Regions from separate parts of the Homo sapiens genome. Here region 2 is linked to region 1. Evidence: read pairs that join two places in POLR2A ChIA-PET (ENCODE). Cell type or tissue: A673. All regions are shown on one strand.

Region 1 (8,000 bases):
ATGTTCAATTAGCATGTCATCATTTTTGATAACTCTGTGTGTGTGTGTGTGTGTCTGTGTGTGTCTGTCTGTGTGTGTGTCTGTGTGTGTGTGCAATTAAAGAAATGCAGTTATTGGTGGTTTCTTTTGTAACTGGAGGTATTTCTAAAAGGATGTTTTATTAGATATTGAGAGGGTGTTTGGAAATCCAATGGAGATGACTGGTTTAGCTTCTGGGGTGACAGATGCTAGTCCTGGACCCCTCAGTCGTGACCCTCAGAAGGAAGTCCAGGATGACTGGTTTAGCTTCCGGGGTGACTGACGCTAGTCCCAGACCCCTCAGTTGTGGCCCTCGGAAGGAAGTCCAGGATGCATAGGGGCCTTTCCACCCCCTTGAAGTTCTGAGCACTCTTACGATGGTCCAACTGCTTCCTGGATTTTTTGTTAACTTCCTGTTCTTTAAACAATCTCTTCTTTTCTTATATCTTGCCTTGTTCCAGGAGTAGTTTCCTGATAAGAAAATCTCACTGAACTGTCTCAATTTCTAGACTCCTGTTTTGTGAGACTGCTAGCTTCCTAAAATTGTGTCAGATCAGCTCCCAGGAGAGGTAAACATTATTAGCAGGTGCACTGAGACTGTTATCTGCTAACAGCATCCAGCAGGAAAATGAGACAAAAGGAAAAAGGATGTTTATTTAATTTTAGTGTAAAATTGCATAAATAAATGAAGCCATGGAGAAATTAGATATCTATAAGCAAAAGAAGAAACCTCAGCCTCACACCTTATACAAAAATTAGCTAAAAATGGATCATAGATTCAAGTATAAAACATAAAACTATACATTTAGACAATAACATAGGGCAAAATCTTCAAGACCTAGAGTTTGCAAACATGTCACCAAAACCACAGTCCATAAAAGAAATAAATCAATAAATTGGATTTCATCAAAAAAGGCTTGGCTCTTTGAAGGACCCTGTTAGCCTTAAGATCATGTGCAGAGAAGGACCCTGTTGAGAGAAGATACAGACTGGAAGAATATACTTGCAAACCACATATCTGACAAAGGATTGTTATCTAGACATGTAAAGAACACTTAAATACAACAGTAAAGCAAACAAGCCAATTAGAAAATGTGCAAAAGACATGAAGAGACATTTCACTAAAAAGGACATGTGGATGACGAAAAAGCACGTGGAAAGATGTTCAACATTACTCGCTGTTAGAGAGATGCGATGAGTTCTTATTACACACCTATTGGCTCAGCTAAATTAGAAAAGAGTAACCACACCAGACGCTGGTGAGGACATGGAGAAACAGGATCATCCACACATTGCTGGTGTGGGTATCAAAGGTGTAGGCCACTCCGGAGAACAGGCAGCTCCTTAGAAACTAAACATACACTTCCCAGTAGGACTCGGCAGCTGCTCTCCTGGCCATTTATCCAGAGAAATGAAAACTTCCGTTTGCAGAAACAACTGTGCATGGTCGCTTATGGCAGCGTTATCTGTAATAGCAAAAAAATGGAACTCTCCAAAATGCCCCTCACTCGGTGGACGGGTAGGCAAGCTGTGGCCATCCACACCCGGGAATATTACTCAGCAAAGACAGCAGCAAGCTACAGGTAGATCTCAAGGGCATTATGCTGAGTGAAAGAAGCCAACCCCGACAGGTCCCATGCTGTAGAATTCAATTCATATAACATTATCAAAATGACAAAGTGATAGTGATAGGAAACAGATTGGTGGCTGTCGTGAGCTAGAGATGGTGGAGTTGGGGAGGGGAGGAGCGTGTGACTGTAAACATGTAAGTATTCATTTTCCAGGGTTACCATAACACATGATCACAAACTGGGTGGCTTAATACAATTGGAATTTATCCTCTTACCATTCTGAAAACTAGGAGTCTGAAATCATGGCGTGGGCAGGGCCACACTCCCTCTGAAGGCCCTAGGGGGGATCCGGATCTCTCTTCCCCTCTCCCAGCTTCCAGGGTCCGCTGAGCGTCCTTGGCATCCTTGGCTCCTAAATGCATCCGTCCAGCCTCTGCGTCCATCTTCCCATGGCCTCCCCCAATGTGGACTTCTGTGCCTCTTCCCCGCTTCTCACGAGGAGACCAGTTGTTGGATTTGGAGCCCGCCCGACTCCAGTATGACCTCATCCATCTTCTCTTGATTACATCCATAAAGACCCTATTTTCAAATAAGGTCATAGTCAGCATGACTAGGGCCAAGGACTTCACTCCAACCTATTGTTTTGGGGGACACAATTCCACCAGGTAGCTCCAGGGAGATCTTAATGGTGATAAAATGTCCTGTACGTCCATCACAGAGGTGGCTGCACAGATGTGCACAGGGGGTAACATGGTACCAGGCACACCTTGTACCAGGGACAGCTTCCTGGGTTTCTGTTGTGCTATAATCATGCAGGATTCACCCACTGGGAGAAACTGTATAAAGGAGACAAAGGACATCTCTGTAGTAGCTTTTCAACTTCGTATGAATCTATAAATATTTTAAAATACAAATTTTAAAAAGCAAACAAAAATATCTCACTTCTACGTTCCCCCTCTTGCCTGCATCCACAGGTCAAAGTAAGTCACATAATCTCTGCTGTGTGGGAGACACACACACCCCACAAACAAACACAGCCCACATCTATGTCATTTGCAGGCTGACTTGAGTTTTAAAACAGTTCTGGGCACGAATGTGTGGTTTTCTCTGTAGGAGCAGACAGGGCTTTCTTCCAGCCAGAAAATTCACAGTTCAATTGAGGAAATGATGAACATCAATTGAAAAACAATTCCAAAATACTTCACAAAATTGCCTTTCATGGTTTTTCACTTGCTTATTTCTTTTTACACTTGGCCAGTGGGTCAGACCCCATTTCCCCGAGTGATCAAGAATAACCGAATGAGCTGAATCTTTGAGAACAATTAGAGTCCTAGAGTCCTGTCAACTCTGCTAGGAAACACGTAGTTCTTGGTGAGTCCAGTGTCTTTCAGTGAAATTTGGTTTTCCTTCAAAGCCATCCACATGTATTGTGTTTAGAAGCCTGAAGGAAAGGCTGGGGGATTTGGCATCCATGTGCTCACCACAATAGTTTATCGTGTCAGCTTATTTTTGATGTGGATTTTGTTTTGAAGTGCCTTGGAGCTATTGATTCATTTTGGAAAGAAAACAAAATAACCAACACATTTATATTCCATTTTGTTTACTAATATGTTAAGGCAGTCGCTTTTACTGTAGACCTAACAGAAACTCTTTTAAAACCTCATCATGTGGAAATTAAAAATATGGCTTTAGCAATAAACATAAATGCAGAACAGCTTCATTGAAACATCTCTGAACCTGCTGGCTACCTTGGCTGTTGGGGTTGGATGGCATGCAAAGTGACATATTTATTTCCTGTCTCACTATTGATGACTGTTGCATAGGATACATACTTTATTCTTTGTTAATGTCAGACACTCAGGCTAAAGGGTTGAGACCTTAATAGGTAGTCTTTCTGAGCTCTGATGTTTCGACTGTGCAAGCCAAACTCACAATGTGGAAAATGGAACATTTTATGAAGTTCATACATTTTCAAAATTGCTCCTACAATGATGCCTTTGTTTTGTGTTAGGACTGGAAAGATGGCTCCTATCTATTCCAAATAACTCCAATATCGCCTCAAGTGAAGAGGAAAGCCTCATATTTCAAGGCCACTGACTGGAACCCATTCACATGCCACAGGGAGACGGATGCCGTTGTTTTTTTTACGGCAAAGGAAACAGTGATGTATTGGAGTCTCATCACCCCGTCTCTCCATCATCACAAGCCAGTCTGGCTTGTGTAGCACGATTAAAATGTTATGTCTCCCAGTGAGCTAGTAAATATCAACACTTTCTCTCTTTCTGTATGTGTGTCCCTTTTTAGTGGATAAAGCCATTTGTTGACAAAAGTATGGACATTCTTATGGGATTGTTTTTGGAAAAGGATAACATGTAATTTCAAATTCAACATATGGTAGTGGTCAAATTGTGTTCCTACTGTGGAAAATGCTTGAATAATAACCTACTGCATTCTCTTGGCCAGTACACAGAGCACAACTTGATGAATTTCACCAGTTTCCCTTCATCTCCTCCTTTGGCTCCCATCCCATTCTGCAAGAGCTGATAAATCTCATATCCCCTGAAGATTATTACAGTTCCTAATAGTCTTATGACATCAGAAGGAAGCCAGGCTCAGTGGCACAAAATACATCTAACAAATGAAATCACATAAATAATTTAGTTTTCACAATTTAATTTTTATAGTTTTTCTTTTGTTGTGGTTGCTGCTATTATTTATGGGGCATAATAAGGACTGTAGGTTTACGCTGCAGTTAAAAAATGGGGAACATTTTAACCTCAAACATGTCAATGTTGTTACTACCCTTCACTGTTGACCATGCTCAGCTATTCAATTTCAGCCTAAGGTTGTACATGTGTTCATAAATTATACCATCAGAGAGGCAAATGCAGAAAGAAAAAAATTAGCTTATTTTCTTATAACAAATATTTTTCTCTCTTTAAAAATGAGCCTGGGGCCAATTTTATGCATCTGTGTTTCAAAGTAACCTGCATCAACTTGGGATCATCAGTAACTATCTCTCCAGAATCCTATGGCTCTTAAGAACAGCAACATATCTATTAAGCCCCCTGCATGCCAGGGCCTCTGCTCAGCGCTGGGGTGGATGTCAGGCAATTATGATGCATGCCCTTGTTCTCAAAGAGTTAACCCTTCATCAACACACACCCATTCAGTAGGTAATTGAGAAAGCAACACAGAAAGTCTATTTGACACTATGGATGTAAAGATTGGCCTGGGATTTGTTTTATAATAGCTTTAAATTATTTCCTTCCTTCCTTCCTTCCTTCCTTTCTTCCTTCCTTCCTTCCTTCTTTCCTTCCTCCTTTCCTCTCCTTTCCTCCCTCCTTTCCTCTCCTTTCCTCCCTCCTTTCCTCTCCTTTCCTCTTTCTTTCTTTCTTTCCTTCCTTCCTTCCTTCTTTCCTTCTTTCTTTCTTTTTTGACAAGGTCTGGCTTTGTAGCCCAGGCTGAAGTGCAGTGGCACAATCATAGCTAACTGCAGCCTTGATATCCTGCGCTCAAGTGATCCTCCTGCCTCAGCCTCCTGAGTAGCTGGGACCACAGGTACACATCACCATATCTGGCTAATTTTGTATTTTTAAATTTTTTTTTCATAGAGAATGAGGTCTTGTTATGTTGCCCAGGCTGGTCTTGAACTCCCGGCCTCAAGCCATCCACCCACCTCAGCCTCTCGAACATTGGGATCACAGGCATGAGCCACCACACAGGAACCCAAATAAAAATATTTGTGGTAGCCAGGTGTGCTGGTGCGTGCCTGTAATCCCAGCTACTCCGGAGTTGCTTGAACCCAGGAGGCGGAGTTTGCAGTGAACCGAGATTGTGCCACTGCACTCCAGCCTTGGTGACAGAGTGAGACTCTGTCTCAAAAAAAAAAAAAAAAAATTGTGGTGAGCATTACATAAAATGTTAGATTTACAATGTAATTAATGGAGATGTCATACTTAAAGTTATGTTGGGACAAGTCTGCTGTGTCACCATAATTTCTCAAACCTTAGTTGATTGAAACCAGGTCTAAAAGCTTAAACAAATCCTAACGCTTAGTTCTTCTTATAGAGAGATCTGAATTGCTTTTCCTCGAACATCTTGTGGTAGGGGCAATGCTAGTCCCTGGGAGTACAAGGCAGAGCCCAGCATACCCTTAGTAGGGTCCAGTCTTCCTAAGAATGGCGGGGAAGGGGACGTGAAGGGCACTGACATTCACTGAATGCCTGGCAAACCTCTGGAGACAGATATCAGTCGTCTTGCCTTTCACGCACACACGGAATCTCCCAAACTTAAAGAACTCAAGCAAGAGTTCATCGAGTCTCTTGAGTATGTGGGTGGGTGGACAGTGGTCCTTCTGCCGGCCTTGCGTGTTGGGGCCCCAGCAGGGGTCCCTCAGTTCTTCTCCGCATGTCCCCGTTCCTCTGACAGACCAGATAGCTTTTTCTACATGGCTCTGAGGGCCCCAAGAGAGTAAATACTTGCTGGATCTCTTATGGGCTTGGCCCAAAATTGGCATAGGACAACCTCTACTGCCTCCATTGGTCAAACCAAATCACCAAGTGAGCCGGGGTTCAAGGCGGGGAAACAGACTCCACCGCCGGTGGAAAGAGGGGTGTTCAGGTGCTGGAGGGGGTTGTTGGTGCCATCGTTGCAGACCTACTCACATCTGCCTCCATAGCACCCGTGCGTCTTCACAGCAATCATCTAAAGAAAGGGGTTTAGTTATTTTTATTTTTGGTCTATTTTTTAGATGAGAAAACTGAGGATTAGAGATATAAAGAAATAATTACCTGAAGTTCTCTAAACATTGGTGGGAGTATTTGTTAAAAATCAATGGGCTTCGGATAAGACAGACTGGCAATGAAATGCCTTTCCCATTTACTGCCTAGAAAACTGAGGGCAGTATATTTATCTTTTCTATAGAGTAAGGATAATGCCTATCTCGGAGCTGAGCAGGAAGGTGTACGTGAGCTGCTCAGCCTGGGGCCTGTAAGTAGCCAGTCCTCAGGGTTCACATATGACTGAAGAACGCTGAGTTGGTGGCCAAGAGCTGTGACTTCCAGTCTCAGTCAGTTACTACTTGACTGTTAAAATGTGAAGAAATAATTTGAAGTCCCTAAAATAAATGTTTTAATTTATAAAAATGGGCTGGGTGCAGCGGCTTACACCTGTAATCCCAGCACTTTGGAAGGCTGAGGCAGGTGGATTACCTGAGGTCAGGAGTTCAAGACCAGCCTGACCAACGTGGTGAAACCCCCTCTCTACTAAAATTACAAAAATTAGCTAGGTGTGGTGGCACGTGCCTGTAATCCCAGCTACTTGGTAGGATGAGGCAGGAGAATCGCTGAACCCAGGAGGCAGAGGCTGCAGTGCGGTGAGATTGTGCCATTGCACTCCAGACTGGGCAACAAGAGCGAAACTCCATCTCAAAAAAAAAAAAAATATACAAATGAAAATATTTGATGACCTTCAAGATTCCTTCCTTGAACAGGTTTTTAAAATCAGTTCTATTTGCAAATTTATAAACAACCAGGTTACCATGGTAATTAAAATCAGAGTGGAAAAGAGAGATGAAAATTAGCATAGTGTGTAAAGAACTATTGCCAAGTCGAAACGACAGAAAATAATGTTTCAATAGATATATGGGAAAATTGTCAAGAATTGTCATAATAGACAATTAATGAAAGAATTGCAAGTGGTCAGACCTCCAGTGGAAACATACCTAACCTCAATAATAATCAAAGATATTCAAATATAAACAAAGATGAGCTATTAATATTCATTTGTTAAATTGTTAAATGTGGCTGGGTGTGCTGGCTTACATCTGTAATCCCAGAATTTTGGGAGACTGAGGCAAGAGGATTTCTTATTTATTTATTTTTTTTTAAGACAGAGTCTCCCTCTGTCTCCCAGGCTGGAGTGCAGTGGCGTGATTTCTGCTCACTGCAAGCTCCGCCTCCTGGGTTCACGCCATTCTCCTGCCTCAGCCTCCCGAGTAGCTGGGACTACAGGTGTCTGCCACCACTCCCGGCTAATTTTTTTTGTATTTTTAGTAGAGACGGGGTTTCACCATGTTAGCCAGGATGGTCTTGATCTGCTGACCTCGTGATCTGCCCTCCTTGGCTTCCCAAAGTGCTGGGATTACAGGCGTGAGCCACCATGCCCAGCCAGATTTCTTAAGGCTAGAGTTCGAGACTAGTCTGTGCAACATAGAAAGATCCTTTCACTACAAAAAAAATACAAAAATTAGGCAGGTGTGGTGGGACACACCTGCAGTCCCAGCCACGTGTTAGGCTGAGGCAGGAGTAGTGCTTGAGTCCAGGACATGATATGAGCTCTGATTGCCACTACACTCCAGCCGGGGCAACAAGGCGAGACGCTGTCTCTAAAAACAATGTTGGTGGTATA
Region 2 (8,000 bases), 410 kb after region 1:
AAAAAAGAAAAAGAGATGATCAGAGTACACATGTTGTCCTCAGCTATTTTAAGCGGTGTTATCTAGAAGAGGGAGAAGACGTGCTGTGGAGCCCCCAGTCATGTGTAGTAACATCACTAGAGTGATTCAGGTAAGACCTGGTGACAGGGAGTGTTGCCAAGGAAGAGATGCCTTCTCAGGGCAGCATTAAGGGCTAAACAGCTCTAAAGTATTTTGAAATTGACCAGCCTGACTCAATAATTTGAGCTGAGAATTCCACTGTGATGCTTCATGCTAACAATATCATCTACAAGGATGGCTTACCAAGAAAACTCAAACTCACTCCGCAGGGGTGAAGATGGGGGAGGAAGAGGTTAAAGGCCAAGTGAGAAAAGATTGAATTTTGAACAGTTTTCTGAAATGCTGCCATTGATTTATTAGTTATATCTGGGAGTAATTTACATCCAACCCAATTTCCCCATGGCTTAAAGCCACTCAAGAAAGTTCACATACCTGTTACACAAACTGTTGCATTCTAAAGTCATAGGCGATGCTTGTTGAGAAGTCCACAGAAGTGATAGCAACTACATAAAATAATGTCCACCAGAGAGTTGAATTTTTAAGAAATAAAATTTTGAATGAATAGACTTCTATAGAGTTTGGATAAAAGTCTCAAGAATTGGGTGAATTTATTGGCTATCAGCTCCCTGCAATAACCTCAAAATATCTTAATTATGAAAATGTGATGAATCTTATTATTTCAGTGGGTGATAAGACATTCAGAATTATTTCCATAAAAATAAGAATTATGGCAGCAAAACATTTATTCAATTGTTCTGGCTTACTACATGGTAGGCTAGTGGCTAAGATTTGTAACAGATACAACAAATACCAATAACTTTTTAGAAAAATAAAGATTTAATAGATGTGTTTTGTAAACAGTATGTAAGTAGATGTAGAAGATATGCTGTCTGATGTGAGAAGGAGCTGAAGGATCATTGAAGGCCGCCTCCTGTGTTGGCCCCACTTTATTAATGAATGTACTGAGACTGGGGCTCCATTGACTTTCCTGAGGTCACATAACTGATAAATGATCAAACAGTTGTAGGACCAGTTTCCAACAACACCGATCTTCGACATAAAAATCCTGAATTTTGGGATGGCGGAGTTGTTCTTCAAACTCAGCCTGTCTTCTCTATTTCTGTTCTGACTGTCTTAGTAATAATAGTAGATACAACTTATATGGTGCTGTCCTAGAATGCTAGGGTTGCCAAAACAAAATGGCTCAACCTGGGTGGCTCAAACAATAGAAACTTAGTGTGTCACAGTCTGGAAGCTAGAAGTCCATGCTCAAGATGCTGTCAGAGTTAGTATCTGGTAGGGCCTCTTCCTTTGGGTTGCAGACAGCCACCTTCTCCCTGTGAATTCAAAAGGCCATTTGCCTGTGTGCAAGGAGAGAGAGAGAGACAGAGAGATCTCCGATGTCTCTTTCTCTTCTTATAAGAGTACTTGTTCTATCAGATTATGGCCCCACCTTACGGCTCAATTAACCTTAATTACCTCCCTAAATTACCTAACTCCAGTTACATTGGGGTTTAGGGCTTCTCACATATAAATTTTGGAAGTGACACAATTCAGTATATAAAAAGCACCTGGTGTTTCAGACACTGATTAGTGGGTTTTTTTTTTTTTAATTTACTAACTTACATACTGCTAAGCAAATTACAAATTAATTTATGAAATTGATAGTTAATTAATAAATTACTAATTGAATTATGACAATATCTATTGTTATCCCCACTTACAGGTGAGAAAACGGAGGCATAGAGCATTCTAATAACTTGTTTATGGTCTTGTGGAGGGTTGAGCCAGGTTTTGGGTCGTCATATCAGTCCAGTCCGGAGTCCAGGTGTGCTCACCCCCTGCCTATCTGACCTCTCTTTACCCCTCTTTTGTGGTGTGGTCTATCACAACAGATCCTAGGGCTCGGCCTATTCGGCAGACTCCAGAGGAAGTTAGTTTCCTAACGTGAGCTCTCACGGGGTGAATCCATCTGTTCGTGGCCCCATTTTCACAACACGGTAGAATGAATGGTAGGCCCACATTCCAGCTCCATCAGCCTGCCTAGCAACCCTTGCCCATCATCCACAAGGCTGCCCCGTCCACAAGGCAAGCTCCCGCCAGGTCCTCTCCAGCCCCAGCCCCATTTCTGAACGTGGATCATTCTCCAAACATCCCGCACGCTGCTCCCCCAGTCCGCACATCCTCCTCTCCCTTCTTTTCCAGGCGTGGTGTCTCCCTTCCTTGACAGATTTTATCAAGATTCAGGGAGCACAAACCACACTGTCTTTGCTGTGCCCACCCACTGCTCTCTCCATACTTGCTCGGAATATCTGATGCACTGCACCTTTATGACTCATTTACATCTTATTCATCATCTTTTCAACTTTAGACAGAGACTTCCTGGAGGGCAAAGGCTGTGTGAATGTTATTTTTGAATGCCTAGTTCCCAAATTCAAGCTGGAATATACTTGACCGTCAATATTTGTTGAATGAATGGTTGCCCAAGTGTTATGGTCTGTGTTGAATGCATTTTTTTTGTAGCTAACATGAGGAAAGCCAATTGGAATTCAATTTTGTTGACATCTTCCTATTAGCCAGAAGCAGGAATAGAATCCATCTCTGTTGAGGTCCCTGAGGGCAAGGCAAGTAGCTCCTCTTGACGTGTGTCACTGGATAAACAGAACTCTAGTAAAGAGTTTGCTCATTTTTAAAAGTGAGAAGAGTTGCTCAGTTGTTCTAAAAATATTGTGTCCTTATTACCATTGCCTTTGGAATATATTTGTTCTGTTATTTATCTCAGAAATAATTCTACCTCTAGAATACATGCAACACAGTTCTATAGCAGAAGTAATAATACACAATTGCAGGGTCACGTTCATGTATAGAAAACCGAAATCTGTATCTATGGCATGCAATTGATGAATGTCCTCTCCACATGAATTTTATTGGCAAATAGTAATAATTGATAGCTGGGCAGTTCTCTACTTTTCCAAGCATTCTCATCTTTTTTTTTTTTTTTTATTCTCAGAGAAATATGTGAGGTCTTTGGGCAGGTGGGGCTTTGTTCTTCCATTCTACCTGTAAAGAAGCCAGGACTGAAGGAGCTTTTTACAGATCATGGAGCCAGTCTTGGATTAAAGAGCTTTACAGATCATGGAGCCAGTCTGGGAACCTCAGTGAGACTTTGCTTCCTCTACACAAAGCTTCCCTCATTCATGTAAAGCAAATCATAGAATTTCCCTTGCTTTAGAAATATATTAAGCTCTTAAAGATAAAATTCATATACAGAAAATGCATAATTTCAAAATGATTAGAAAATAAATGGCTATATTGATAAAGATGTGAAACAAAGTAATACTCTTGTTCAGAAAATTGACACCAAAAATTTAGTTTCTATTAGATAAAGTAATGGGTGAGAATAATAATTTTGAACTTGTTTTTACCATCATTTAAAGAGGATCCAAAATGTTGGTCAGCAATGCCTTCATTCACTCATTTATGCAACTTTGTCGTGCTATGAGCAATGGCACTTTACACATGGAAAATGCACTTGTTTCATGTATTTAAAAACCTCCCTGTACACCAAGGTGTAGCAAATATCACATGTGTAATCCATGAGGCAAGACAAAGATGAGCAGGCCGTGTAATTTGCAAAGAAAGTCAGGCTTGGTTTGTGTGCCTGATTTAAATGAATTCTAGAGAAAGGAAATCGCTCTTAGGCAGAGGAGAAGGCAGGGTGCTAATGAATAAAATGCTGGGCATCAACTTTCTTGCCTGTTGACACCATCGTCTTTTTGCCTAATGATCTCTCCCACTACCAGACCACGAACTTGGAACCCAGCAAATGTAGTAACTCTAGCGGACCATGCTGTGCCTGGCAGTCATAGAAGGCACTCGATGAATGCTTGTTAGTGAGATGGCTCATCTTACGATTGACATGAACACACCACAGAAATCCTAGCATGTGTGTGTCCTGGAAGGAGAAGAAGAAAATGGCCTCTGTGGACAGCTCCCTGCAGTCCAAAGCTACAGGTGCTTGGTGTGTTGCTTCAGTTCAACTCTGAACAGCTCCACGAGGACAGGATGAACCTCGAGGAGGCATGAACTGCAAGAGAGGCATGAATCGCCGTGGAGCAGATTGTGGCAAGTCTGTGTTGGAGCTCAAAACTCCTCATGCTGGAGTTATGATGCATCTCTTGCAGGCCACACATGCCTCCACTCTGGACTTGGTGCTGACAGCCACAGAGACCAGGGCTTATGCTCTTAGGACCATGGGGGAGGCTGCCCTTGCCCTCCAGGGAGACAGATATCGTGTGTTGTTTTCCCAGAGTAGAAAGAAGTGGCAACAAAATACTGAGGTCAACTTGATAATCTCACCATTCTGGTTGACAAAGATGAAAATGCAGAATTTTCAGAGTTCATCAGCAATACATTACTTTTCCTCCAAACTCACATATTTTGTCTACAATCAAAAATTAAGAGTTAGGTGATTTTCTGAAGTAGTTGTCTGCACAATCAGAACGACAGCTCAAAAGCTCTTCGTGCCTCAATCCTAAATTACTTAAATAAATGCTTTGACCTTTCATGGCCCGAGGCAGACCCAGCCTAATGGAAGCTTGAAGCAGGCTTCCTCTGGTCAGTGCTCACTTTCCTTTTTATTTTTTTTAAGTCAGGTATTTGGCCCAAGTAGCCTGTGTTTTTGTGTCTGGGGTGATGTTTTAAATAATTAGTAAAGCTTATTTTCATTTGAGAAGACAGCAAATAGATGAGGGGCAAGGAAATGAAATGTGGCCAACTCTTAGTCACTCAGCCCGCTCGGCTGCAAGAAGATTAAAGCCTGGCTGGGAAGGCTTTTCGAGGTCAGAATACTCTGCAGAGAGGCTTCAATGTTTCCTTAAAACTGAAGATAAATATTCACAAGAGGCAAAGGTGATAAGAAATGTCACAGCAACCTTTGTCTTCAAGGGAGTTGCAACACAAGCCAGAGAGAACAATAATTCTCTCAAATGAGGAATCAAAAGGCTTCGTGTCTCTCTTAAAAAGCAGCTTTCTGAACAACAGAAATTTTAGCTCCAAAGAGGCTCTGACAGATTAGAATACTCTTGGCTTATCCATGAGTGATAGAGCCTACAGACTGTGACTAAGAAGGGCTTCCGTAGATAAATATCTCTCAAGAGGTCGTTATTATCTCAAACCACTGAATTTATCCTTGTGATTTTCATTCTTAAAATCATCCACAAAAGGCAGTTTACCCATTGCAATGGCAAATTTGAGTGACTAGAAATCTGATTATCTTTGCGACCTCTAAGCCATATGTAAGAAACTCATCACATTTCTCAGATACTTATTTTATTATTAAAGTCATAGTGTTTAAAGAAGTCTTCGGGCAATTTTAGTTAGAAGCATTAGGAATGAAATCCTTCCCTTTAATAATATTTTCAATGTAACAGGCTTACTGAAAGCCAGTTAATATGAAGCGCTAGACCTCACTCACACCGCCTCCCTTTAGTCACATTCTGCTTAGCATTCCACAGTGCCTCTTAGAGGGCTGGAGGAATTCTGACCTTCCAACAGATAGGGACTCACAGAGCTAAACCCATCCAAAGAGCTAACATCTCAAAAACCTGCTGCTCACAAGATTAGTCTCTGGCTCATGGGAGGATTTTCTCTTTTCTCCAGGAATCACCCACATTTTCTTGCTGCACGGCAGGTGGTTGCACCTGCTGCGTGCTGGGGTTGTGCTTCAGGAGGTCTGTGTGGTCACCCCTTGTCACAGGCAATGGACAGTGCTGGTCTCTGCTTGCCTGCCTCTGTGCCATCCTGCCTGGCAAGCCAGGTCCCTCTGAGGACACCATGTGTATGCCTGGCACGTGCTCCCTTCCCCGTTTCCTGTGAGCGATCCCGAAGCCCTCGCTGGCACTCTACCTTCCATAGAGGCAGCACACCCTATTGAGTATGGGGTGGCACCGGGCAGAGTGATTGCTGGTTGTGGACACCCTCCTTGGTGTGGGTCAGATGTCTTCATCCAGAACTCATTTAATAGGGTACCCTGTGGCTACTGAAGCTTTAGTTATCAGAAAACTGGTTATCCCACTGATAGGTGTCTTACACAGCAACATATTTGTCTGTCTATATAAAGAGAACAGAAAATTTAAAACACAAGTGGCAGCTTTCAGGAAAAGAGCCCAACTTGCCCCATCTGGTTTTTGGTTTTGTTTTTTAAACAGGATAGATTGGGTATTCTAGCCCTTTGAATTCATTCTTGATTTAATCTTCTTTTCACTTTTGTCTTCGTTTTCACAAATGGATATGCAGACAAGATTAGCCTGCTTTCTTAGAAGTTTCTAAGCAACTTGAGATGAATTAAAATACTACAGCCAGCCTCATGCACTCAAACCAACTTCCAGGACTTACTGCTGAATCTGCCTTAAAACTTCCTGTAATAATACGGCATTTCTTATGAAGTTTGGATCAGTGATGCCCACATTTGATTGCTAATTACAATACCTGGGGGCTTTTTTTAAATGTAGATTAATGGATGCCACTCTTGGATTTCCAATTCAATAAAATATTCGTATTTTTCTTATCGCTTAGAGAAAGGGTATAATCCCTGCAAAGGTGTTCACTAGTTAGGCTCTCCTAGAAAGAATTTACTTCATTCAAGGAAACATCTTCTTTTCTCTTTTCCTTCCTATCTTTTCCTCTATTTTTTTCTTTTTAAATATACATTTGTAAAATGCAGGTGATGTTGGAAGAAAATAAAGGACAACTTATTGCTGGTGTTTATATGAGTTTTCTCTTAAATCTATCCAATAGTTTTTTGAGATAAGCAAGATAAAGACATAACAATGGATAAGAAAACAGAAGCTCAGAGAAGTTCAATAATCACCAAAGTCACACAGCTAATGACTGGCCAAACCAAGATTCAAGACCAGGCCTGGATGATTTTTAGGGTCCTCAGTCTTTCTGCTCTGTTAAGTTGCTTCAAATATGAAGAAATTCTGAAATATTATTTAGTATTAAAATGTGATTGCTATTAGCATTTTTGATCTCATCTTTCCAATTTTTTTTTCTAAGTGTGGCCTTTTCTGTATTACATATATGATTTATAACCTGTTCACTTACTGGCATGCCCATAAACCAGATTTCCTTGTTAGGGAACCATCCTATGCTTACACAACCATTGTTGTACAATAGTCCTTGAATATTATACACAGGTTAACATGTTCTTTAAGTACTCCTAAATTGCTGGGAATTGGGTAAATTTTAGTTATCCGCTTTGAAAAGCCAGTATGCCTCTGCTGAAATCAGCTGGATTTTATTCTAGGCTGTAGAATGCTCCATGCCATGTTTCTCTTGTTTTGTCACCAGCCAGGGCTGGCTCTTCTCATGTGAATGGCATAAGTGCAAGTGGCTGGATCCAACCATGTAAGCATGCGTGGAGCCTCTACGAGTGTCCATCCTCTAGCCTTTCACTGGCCAGAGCAAGCTGTCAGCCAAATGCAAAGTTGGTAAAAAGAGGTTACCGTCTCTGTGTACACTACCAGGAGACACTGCATATTGTATAACCTCCCATCCAGAGGAAGTGGTGCTTGGAAGCTGTGATTGTCTACAAAGCATGTTTAGAGTGGGAAGGTGATCAGAGTAGAATGCACACTTAGGAGCAGGAGTAAGAGTCAAGCTGAAACTAATGTTGGATTAAGTTGATAATAATGAAGAACCAGAAAAGTAGAGAGATTCCGGAGCTATTTATGAAGTGTATCAATCAGTGTCCTGGCAGAAAACAGAAAGTACCCACAGTACGGTAAGGAGGATAATATCAGAGCTATTATCTAATATCCCCTAGAGAAACTGAATAAGAAGAATGTTGACAATGGTTTAGGAACTGTTGAAAGAGCCAACAGGGGTAGGGAAGCACCAAAGACAAGCACTAGACTTCATGACCCCTTAGCCTGTTG

Evidence for each region. ChIA-PET counts read pairs that join two places held together with the same protein. Peaks named below come from ENCODE experiments on the same cell type or tissue, not always from the same donor. Only the 100,000 strongest peaks of a DNase experiment are listed, where the experiment ranks them.
Region 2: POLR2A ChIA-PET joins it to region 1 with 11 read pairs; 3 of 35 experiments call an interaction of 5 or more read pairs at or near these places.

Annotation. Positions count from the first base shown.
Region 1 is chr10:3,278,443-3,286,442 of GRCh38, forward strand. LOC107987146 (a long non-coding RNA gene) reads left to right here. Exons shown (of 2, transcript XR_001747320.2): 2 at 3,601-3,868. Among named protein-coding and RNA genes, the nearest start is that of LINC02668, 25 kb to the left of the region's middle. In A673, no CTCF peak of the experiment used is centred here; a DNase peak (open chromatin) is centred at 4,729; H3K27ac peaks cover 1,662 bases.
Region 2 is chr10:3,687,641-3,695,640 of GRCh38, forward strand. The region is part of intron 1 of LOC105376360 (a long non-coding RNA gene); the gene reads left to right. Among named protein-coding and RNA genes, the nearest start is that of KLF6, 94 kb to the right of the region's middle. In A673, no CTCF peak of the experiment used is centred here; no DNase peak of the experiment used is centred here.